2 separate regions of the Homo sapiens genome follow, and region 2 is linked to region 1. A link is a loop called in an ENCODE intact Hi-C map of the cell type or tissue named here. Cell type or tissue: gastrocnemius medialis. All regions are shown on one strand.

Region 1 (5,000 bases):
CATAGATACCACCCCCTGCCCCGCAGCAAGACAAAACCAAACCGAACCTGTACAATGTTAAAATGGATGTGAAAATAATGATACAAACTCATAGATTTTTAGATATCTAGTTTACCTGCTGCCTGAGAACAGTGTCCTCTCAGTAGCACCCTTTGCAATCAGATTCTGTCCCTCTTACAATTACCTGTTGGGGCCGCACGCTGTGGCTCCCAGCACTTTGGGAGGCCGAGGCGGGTGGATCACCTGAAGTCAGGAGTTTAAGACCAGCCTGGACAACATGGCAAAACCCTGTCTCTACTAAAAATATAAAAATTAGCCGGGTGTGGTGATGCGCCCCTGTAATCCCAGCTACTCGGGAGGCTGAGGCAGAAGAATCACTTGAATCCGGGAGGTGGAGGTTGCAGTGAGCCGAGATTGCACCACTGCACTCCAGCCTGGGTGACAGGAGCGAAACTCCGTCTCAAAACAAAAACAAAAACAATAAAAACAACAAAAAACAATTACCTGTTGGAAGGATAGAGAGATAGGGCCTTGGAGACATGGTAGATTCCAGGCAGATCAAAGCATCTCCTTATTTAAAATTGGTAACCCAAGGCAAAGAATTGAGTGTGTAACCTGCCTGGCCAGAGGAAAGGGTGTTTCAGGACAGCCAAGTAGTTGAAGAAAGGTTTTACAGGTTTATCTCCCATAAAGTAAAATTTTGCCTCAAGTATTTGGCAAAAAAATTGTAAGTGCCAATTTATAACATAGCAAGAATAATAGAATTAGAAAATCCTCATTCCACAAACTCTAAAGAAATTATTGACTCCAGCCAGGATTATCAATGGGTGAAAAAACCATGTAGGAGACTGGACAGTCACATAGGGCAAAGGAAATATGACTTTACCTGGCAAAAGAATAATCAGAATGTCACCACCTGAATCCAATGAACAATCTCTAATCATTAATGAAATATGAAGCACACAACATCACTTATGACAGACTCCAGCCCAAATGTTTAAGTGTATCAGTCAAGCCCTAGAATGAATTTCCTGTCCTCTCCAAACCTCATGTTGAGATTTCATCCTGAGTGCTGGAGGTGGGGCCCAGTGAAAGGTGTTTGGGTTGTCAAGGCAGATCCCTTATGAATAGACTAATAACCTCCCTTGGGGGTGAGTGAGTTCTCACTCTGTTACTTCCTGTGAGAGCTGGTTGTTACAAAAAGCCTAGCACCTCCCTGTTCCACCCACCTCCTCTCCCACCATGTGATCTCTGCACATGCCAGCTCCCCTTTGCCTTCTACCACGAGTGGAAGCAGCCTGAGGCCCTCAGCAGATGTCAATGCCCAATCTTGAACTTTTTAGCCATCCAGAATCATGAGCAAAATAAACCTTTTTTCTTTATAAATTACCCTGCCTCAGGTATTCCTTTATAGCAGCATAGAACAGACTATGACTTCCAGTTTTGGAAAAATACAAAGGATAGAGGAACAAGTTAAACAGCACCACAAGAAAGCTAGCAGGCAAATTCAGAAAGTAGGATACTGTGTAGTGTAGCTGGTCCAGTTTCTTCAACAAGATGCTATCATGAGGAAAAGAAAATGAGGGACTAACTTACATAGGCCCAGATGACATACTAACTAGATGCAATATGTGGTCCTAGAGTGGATCTGTTTTTTTTAATTGATTGATTAATTGACTGATTGAGACAGAGTCTTGCTCTGTTTTCCAGGCTGGAGTGCAGTGGTACAATCACTGCTCACTGCAGCCTCAACCTCTGGGGGCTCAAGCAATCCTCCTGCCTCAGCCTCCAGAGTAGCTGTGATTACAGGTACACACCACCATGCCCAGCTAATTTTTAAAATTTTTTGTAGAGACAGGTCTCCCTGTGTTGCCCAGGCTGGTCTCAAACTGCTAGGCTCAAGACATCCTCCTGCTTCAGCCTCCCAAAGTGCTGGGATTACAGATGTGAGCCACTGTGCCTAGCCAACCTTATTTTAGAATAAACAGATACAAAGGACAGTTAGGGGATAAATAGGGAAATGTGAATATGGCCAATGTATTAGATGAGATGAAAAGTACATATGTATGCATAGAAAAATTCAGAAAGGATATCTTACTAATGTGACGGGCAATGGGAATGCAATGTTTCTACTTTCTTAGTCTTATTCATTTGTCTATTCTAACTTTCTACAATGTATGTTTACTACTATTATAATAATGAAAGGGTATTTTTGATTTTCAAAAGGGCCTTTAATAGTATTAGCTATAGAGGTTTCCATAAGAATTAAATGAGATACATGGAAAACACTATTAGAACAAAAATATTCAATAAAAGTTGGCAGTTTTTAAAAATAAAAGAATAATCCATTTTAAGTCATTTAGGAAATTTTATTATTAAGAACTAAAAAACCACAGCAGCAATTGTATAACCAGCAAAAAGTGCCCTACAGACTACAGACCTACCAGTGGGACTTTCTCTGACCTCCCTAATTTTATTCTTGTTCTCTTGCTCTACCCTTCTGTCTCTCCCCGCAACCCCCTTTCTGTGTGTGTGTGTGTGTGTGTGTGTGTGTGTGTGTGTGTGTGTGTGTGTCTGTCTGTCTGTCTCTGGAAAGTCAAAGGGAAGAAAAGCAGAGAATATAAAACAATCTAAACCTCATGTGGGAGGTGGGAATACAAACTATCGTGCTGGATTATAGTCACTGTCTTTTGAGCCCAACACTTTGTAGAGCTACAAATTTCTAATCGGTTTTTCATTAAATAGGAGGGCTTCATGTTTTAAAATGACATTCTGAATATTTTACCTGTTTTAAAATTACATTCTGAATATTTTACCATTTATCATTTCAAACATGAGTTTCTGTGTTCACAAAGAGGTTTTCAGGGACAAACGCATGGGCAGTCTGGCAGGCTCTGGGGACCTTTGGTGACAATCACACATGGGCTGCGAGATGGCATCAGGTTCTGAAAACACACACGTTTACTGGGAGAGCACAAGGCTATTTTGAAGGCTGAAGGAAGAACGTGACTCCCCCTGATTACATGGACTCTTCCTGATCCAAGGCCCTTGTAACATGAGAAGTAGCTTCCTGGGTACTAACTCTGTCCACTTTTCTTACCATGAGCTGTAAGCTGAGCATGCTGGCCGCGATGCTAACTTTAGAGATTCTGCAACACCTTTAGTACTGTCCACTGAAGCAATTCCAATCAGTCTCACGCGAGCTAGAGGCTAAGTTTTACTTGGTGAGCACTAAATAAAACTGAACCGGTAAACACAATGAAAACATAAAGCGCTCAAAATGGAATCAAGTTTCCTTAGCAGAAGAGTGGACGTGAGGAGAGTCCACCTCTCATGTGAGGAGAGGACAACGATTATGGCAGGAGCAGACAGAGGGACTTCACTCCTAGGGACTGCAAGAGTCACATGTCACACCCATTTGATGCCTTGCTTTCAATATGAATAATTTATTTCATCTGGAAAACCACCATCTTCCCTCTTTTCTTATTACATATAAGCAATTTAGAATTCTCCTGCAGTCTAAGAGAACACTTCAGTAGGGCGTGCAGGGCGCAGAGCAGCATGTTCTGATAGGGTCCCCTCACCTATAAGAACACAGGCAAGTAGAAGCTGGATCCAACTGAAGACGGGATGCCCAGAGAGAAGGGGAAGAACAAAGGGTGGCTAAACATGGCACAAGGAAAGTGATTCCAAGCCACACGATAAGAAAAACTGAGATCATGTGGCAGGGTGCAGCGACTCAGGCCTGTAATGCCAGCACTTTGGGAGGCCAAGACAGGCAGATCATGAGGTCAGGAGTTCGAGACCAGCCTGGCCAATATGGTGAAACCCCGTCTCTACTAAAAATACAAAAATTAGCTGGGTGTGGTGGCACGTGCCTGTAGTCTCAGCTACTTGGGAGGCTGATGCAGAAGAATCGCTTGAACCTACGAGGCGGAGGTTGCAGTGAGCCAAGATCGTGCCATTGCACTCCAGCCTGGGCGACAGAGCGAGACTCCATCGCCAAAAAAAAAAAAAAAAAAAAAAGAAAAACTGGGATCATCTTTTCCAAAGACCCTCACTCGTTGTTTTGAGGCTGCACCCAGGAGTCAATACGCTTCTCCTTCTAGGTGTCTGGGTGCTGCTGTCAATAGGATGGCATTCCACCTGCAGTTCAATAAATAGAAAGGAATCCAGCTTCTTGTTTAACAAAAGAGTGCAATTTAATCTCCTATCTATATCAATGGGAAGCTGAAAGAGCTATTCCTGGAGGCCCAAAGCATTAACTACAGAGCTAGAGTCACTTATGCTTTGCTGAACCACAGGCCAGTTTCTCCGTCTGTCCCACTTCTGTGTATGCGTCCCTCCCCACAAAGCACAGCTGACATGGAGCTTCTCCCAGCATCCCCTCATTCACCATCTGCCAAAGAACAGCACCTGAAATCTCAATAGTCAGTCCATTTTTGCTTCTACAGGAATTTGAGATGCGAGAGTCCCAACACATCGGCCCCATGAGGTTCTCTATGCCTTGTACCAAGTGGGGAGTGATGGAGAGATGATAAAAAAAAAAGTAGGAATTTCAGATCAATTTTATTCAACAATGAGCCAAAAGAACTGTCTCCTTGGAAAAGACTTCTTAAATGTCAGTTCACACTGGGTGCCAGAAAACAAAAACAACAAAAACCTGCTCCGTCCAGCTGAGCTCGTGTAACTTTAGGAATTTATCAGCACTGACAGAGGAGCTGGCAATGTACCAGGCACATGCGGCTCGATGGTAACCAGCTGTATGGAGTTTCAGAGCAAGGGCCAGAATGGTAGCCAACTGCAAACCTCTAGAGACGATTCACAAAAATTGAAAAGGTGCAAAACTATTGGCAAAACAGAATTTTTAATGAAAAAAAAAAAAAAAACGGGGGGCGGGGGTGAGGGGATACAGGATTTGTGCCTCCAACTTCCTGAGCAAGAAAGAGCCCTGGTGATTCACATGAGGAAAAGGCACGCTACCGATGCTACTTATTCCA
Region 2 (5,000 bases), 510 kb before region 1:
GTCAGAAAACCGAATCTGGAGCCCAAGCCTTAGGAAACGAACTTGTAAAGTACCTTAAGGTATCACATGGCTTTCTTAGTATCCCCTTTTAAGTGAGTTTGGAGTAGGTTGGGTTTTCTCTTTGGTGGTGAGTGGTGTTCTCACCCCTTGGAAGCTCTTACCTGGATGTCTCACATCAGTAGCTTCTATGAGGTTTAGATAGTGGTAAGAAGTGGACCTAGGAACGGCACTACTCCTGCCTGTGTCCTAGTCCCATGTATCCTTTGCTCAAGGCAGGATCTCTAAAACATACTGTTTCTCACGCATGGAAAACCCCTCACTTGAGACGGACCTCCCTGGGTACCGAGCACAGTGATGGGCACAGAAGCAGAGACTTCGGTCCTCACCCTTAGGGAACTTCTAGTTCATTGTAGGAGATACTATAAACTTGGTGACTGCATGCTAGGCAGACAAATCAAATAAAGAAATAATGCACAGAACCAGTCCCAGCTTTGTGCAAGGGGTTCCTGGCGTGTCTAAGCAGCAAGAGCCAGGCAGGGTTTGTCTAGGAGAGCTTCATCCAGAACGTGGCTGTGGGGAGCATTTTGGAAAGGGGAAATAGCTAAAAGGGCATGGGGACAAAACAAGAAATGTGAGAAATGGAATAGAAATTTGTTTGGTTTAACAAGGAAAATGGAATACATATCCACATAAACAATGAAGTTTTTATATGTGATTGCTTGCGGCCCCTCCCTCCATCTCAAAGACAGCCACACAGCATCTCTCTGACCCTGCTTCCTCTGTCCCAGCTCCCTCTGACTCCTCTCCCCTTCTGTCTCCCTCTTCTGGTTTATGGCCCTTTGCGATTCCATGGGCACACCTGGATAATCCCTATCATAAGGCCTGACTAGCAGCCTTACCTCCCCTGGGCCATGTGATGTATTCACATGTGCTGAGGACTAAGACACAGACGCCTCTGGGGACATTCTGCCCACCACAGCCTTCCCTTTGTTTTAGAGGGAGTTCTTCCATCCTTGTTTGGAAGAGTGGAAGTTACTTTAGGCTGGTTTACTTTTAGAAGGATAACATGAACTGTGCCATTCTGTGTCCGTAGAGTCTGCATGCGATGGAAGGCCACGTGATGATCGCCTTCTTGCCCACTATCCTAAACCAGCTGTTCCGAGTCCTCACCAGAGCCACACAGGAAGAAGTCGCGGTTAACGTGACTCGGTAAGGGAGGTGGATGGATGCTCTTCCTCACTTCTAGTCTGTCCACATCTGGAGCATAGTCATGCATAGCTGGGATGCTACTGTGTGCTGAACATTACATTTAAGAAATGTCTTTGATCCCATGTGTAAGGACCCCATCTAATTCCTTGTCTCCTTGTTTCCTAAGTGCTGATAGCATCATCATTGTTCTACTACTGCTGTGATAATAATGAAATGTTTCCATTTTTACATATTCTTTGCTTTATTCACTCCTGTGGTGTGTAGGGTCATTATTCATGTGGTTGCCCAGTGCCATGAGGAAGGATTGGAGAGCCACTTGAGGTCATATGTTAAGGTATGTAAAACACACTGTTCTGATCACTTACATCTGTGGCTCTCCAGTTTTCCTTCTAAGGACTTATTTTTTCACAAGCCTGGTTATTTGAGGATGTGCTTGTAACGTATGCTTTCTCTTCTATTTCTCATAGCCAATGCTTGTACCTGAATAGGGGAGGTACGAAGAGGGACAGCCATTCACTAATTTACTTAATTCCATTCCTTCAATTATGTTTCTTTTAATGGGTTTTCCAAATAATATGACTCAATGTGGAAGTTTAAAGAAGAATTTTAAGTTGTTCTTGGCTAGGCCTCTGCTAACGTTAGTTGTCTTCCTTTTTTTTTTTCTTTCCATCTAAACTTTCCAGCAAAACTGCTCCTCCCAGATAGGAAGGTTAGCTCTGGCTACAGTCAAATTAGATGACTCTGTGGGACAGCAAGAGATGTTGTTAGGATAAACATCAACAAGTTATTTATTTATATACAACATCCAGTAAGTAGAGTGGCAGTTACTATTCTAAACAGATGCACATATTCTGTTTACTATTAAATACCTTTGTAAATTACAACTATGTGATAATTTAAAAAGTAAAGTTCTGGTCCTTTAGGGTATCAGTCATACATTGTTGTGCCACACATTCCTTGAAGCCCCTGGCACAGGTGGAGTTACGGGCTGGCTGGTCACTGATTTGACCGGGTCAGATGACTCACATATTTTCTTGAAGACATCCTGGACTCCTTTTTATCACATGACACTCACCCTTCCCATCTTTGTATCCACACCTTCCTCTCCCACAAATGATATTGTAGCTCAGTCCCTGATCTCCATTCTTGGGAGTCTCTCAAGCTTTCAGCCCACATTGGAGAGCCAGTGCATTAAAGTCTCTTTCTCTTTTCTTCAAAGTACGCGTATAAGGCTGAGCCATATGTTGCCTCTGAATACAAGACAGTGCATGAAGAACTGACCAAATCCATGACCACGATTCTCAAGCCTTCTGCCGATTTCCTCACCAGCAACAAACTACTGAAGGTATGTCAGGAGAGTCAGTGTGGCTCTGATTGAAACTGATTAACAGGAATTCACTCCACAGCCTGATCAATACAGCCTTTCTGAGTGCTCTTAGAGACAAACACCACTCCCTAAAAAGGGGTAGTGTTCTCTGATACCAACTTTTCTAATTGTGTCTTGAGAGAAGAGCTGCAAAACACCACTGTGTTCAGTGTTGGCTCTTGAGGATTAATAGTCATTATGTTCAAATCAGTGATGAAGGTCTATGACTTAGAGATTCTAAAGACAAGTGTCACCAAGCAGAGGGCAGTGAAGGGGAAAGACTACACCCGTAACCCCACAGAGCCTCGTGCTGGTTGTGCCACGCTGAGCACAGGTGTCCAGTTTCCCGGCAGGATGCAGCTCTTTGTTGCTAAACTTGTGCAAGCAGAAGACATCTGCCATTCACCGTTGGCTCTGATCATAATGTGCCAAGAGGTGCAGCCGTGTTTTAGGGTCACACCTGCTTTATGTCAATAATATTGTCAGCCTGAGAGAGTTCATGTCTTACCTACCAGTTTGTTGTGTTCTTACTGGGTCCTGTTCTTTTTTCTTTTAGTACTCATGGTTTTTCTTTGATGTACTGATCAAATCTATGGCTCAGCATTTGATAGAGAACTCCAAAGTTAAGGTATGTTACTTCAAGTGGAAGCTTGTGTTCTTAGGGGAAAAGAAATCTCTTTCATTGCTTTGTAGTGAACGTTTCTTCATGCTTTCTCTGTGCCAGTTACAGGACTGTTCTAAGTGCTTTACAAGTAATAAATCATTTTAGCTTCATAACAACGCTTTGAGGAAAGTACTGTTCTTACCTATTTTATAGATGGGGAAACTGAGGCCAGCATGCTTGAGTTACTTGCTCAAGGTCATGCTACCAGTGAGTGGAGCAGCCAGGTTTTGAGTCCAGTCTGGCCCCAAAGGTTGTATTCCTGAATCACTTGGTTATTAACCTAAAGAAAAATATGTCTTTTCCTTTGATTAGCTTAGAAATCTTCACGTTTGTTGAAATGGAAATTGTGGTTTCAGCATAAATTCTAAGTGTCATTACCCATGATTTATTAAGTGTCTTGACCGTCATAGACATTTATTCTTAGATGGGAGTATCTCACCAATCTCATGTTCTCCAAAAGCAATCAACAGACTCTGAGATTATCCATCTCGTTGGGGCAGATGCGCAGTCTCAAATTTCTTCTCTGCCCCAGCATCCCCTTGTGGTGAAGCCTGGATGTGTGTTCCTTTCTGACCGTGGGTCCCCCCTGCTTCCCCTGGTTCCCACTGCACTCAGCCCTGAGATGACTGGTCTTGTCTCTGGACTGGTGCCCACTGAGGTGTGTTTGGCCACCTCAGGCTCTCTGAGGCTCAAGGTAGATAAGTTTCTATAAAGTTCCAATGTAGTAAACAGAAGTGGCAGTGTCACTTTCTCATTTTGAAGTTTCCAGGGCTCCTCTGAGACCTGCAGAGTCCTGGAGTTGTCCTTGTGACAGTGAAGTAGTGTAGTTGTTTGGAGGCAGGGTCTGGTTGAAGTATTATAGAAGGAGCTTGTGCAGGGAGCGGGTGGTGCTGGGTCCTGTCTCACAATGAACACTTGTGCTGCAATCCTTGTAGGCAGGAGAGGGGATAGGGAGGGAGGGGCAGAATCTAGGCCTCCTGCACAAGGGATCTGGGCTCTCCGAGGAAGCCTTGGAAAAGCCTGCTAGATTTTGCTGGCAGAAGGTTGATGGTTCAGGCCTAAAGCCCTCCTTTTCCTCCCGTAAAGCAGACACTGGGCCTGGCCAGGTGGTTTCTCCTTTTCTTTTTTCTGTCTCTCTCTTTTGAATCCAGTTTAGAGCTTCTGATTTTAGTGCATAGGGAGATGCCAGATGGAAGTGGGCCCTGCCTTCTACAGAGAAATGCTCCATCTAAATCATGCCAGAGCAGCCTGCCAAGGAAAAATCTAGCAGATTGTCTGCTTGGCAGTATGCAGCTAAGTGTGCGTGCACATGCACACGCAGACACACACATCATGTAGATATATTACTTTTCTGTAAAAAAAAATGTTGTCTTACTGATATGTGGGAGCTAAAAAAGTGGATTGGATGAAGATAGATTGGTGGTTACCAGAGACTGGGAAAGAAGGGGAGGAGGTGATGGGGGAGAAAAAGAATATGAATGTGTTTATTACCACTGAACTGTACACTTAAAACTGGTAAAGATGGTAAATTATACATTTTTTCATGTTATATACAGAATAGGATTATAGCCTGTGTTCATTTGCTAGGGTTGCCATAATAAAGTACCACAGACTGGGTGGCTTAAAAAATAGAAATTTATTTTATAACAATTGAGATGCTGAAAGTCCTGGGTCAAGCTGTGCACATGGCTGGTTTCTTCTGAGGCCTCTCTCCTTGGCTTGTAGATGCAGCCTTCTGTGCGCGTCTGTGTCCTAATCTCT

The links. Peaks named below come from ENCODE experiments on the same cell type or tissue, not always from the same donor. Only the 100,000 strongest peaks of a DNase experiment are listed, where the experiment ranks them.
Region 2: it touches region 1 in a loop (4-fold over the local background); 1 of 110 quality-filtered maps calls a loop at or near these places.

The regions. Positions count from the first base shown.
Region 1 is chr13:98,371,108-98,376,107 of GRCh38, reverse strand. The region is part of intron 5 of FARP1 (FERM, ARH/RhoGEF and pleckstrin domain protein 1); the gene reads right to left. Among named protein-coding and RNA genes, the nearest start is that of FARP1-AS1, 62 kb to the left of the region's middle. In gastrocnemius medialis, no CTCF peak of the experiment used is centred here; DNase peaks (open chromatin) are centred at 3,107 and 4,763; H3K27ac peaks cover 1,558 bases.
Region 2 is chr13:98,878,101-98,883,100 of GRCh38, reverse strand. DOCK9 (dedicator of cytokinesis 9) reads left to right here. Exons shown (of 53, transcript NM_001366683.2): 23 at 1-59; 24 at 1,094-1,209; 25 at 1,474-1,543; 26 at 2,429-2,554; 27 at 3,132-3,203. Among named protein-coding and RNA genes, the nearest start is that of DOCK9-AS1, 49 kb to the right of the region's middle. In gastrocnemius medialis, no CTCF peak of the experiment used is centred here; a DNase peak (open chromatin) is centred at 2,920; H3K27ac peaks cover 2,065 bases.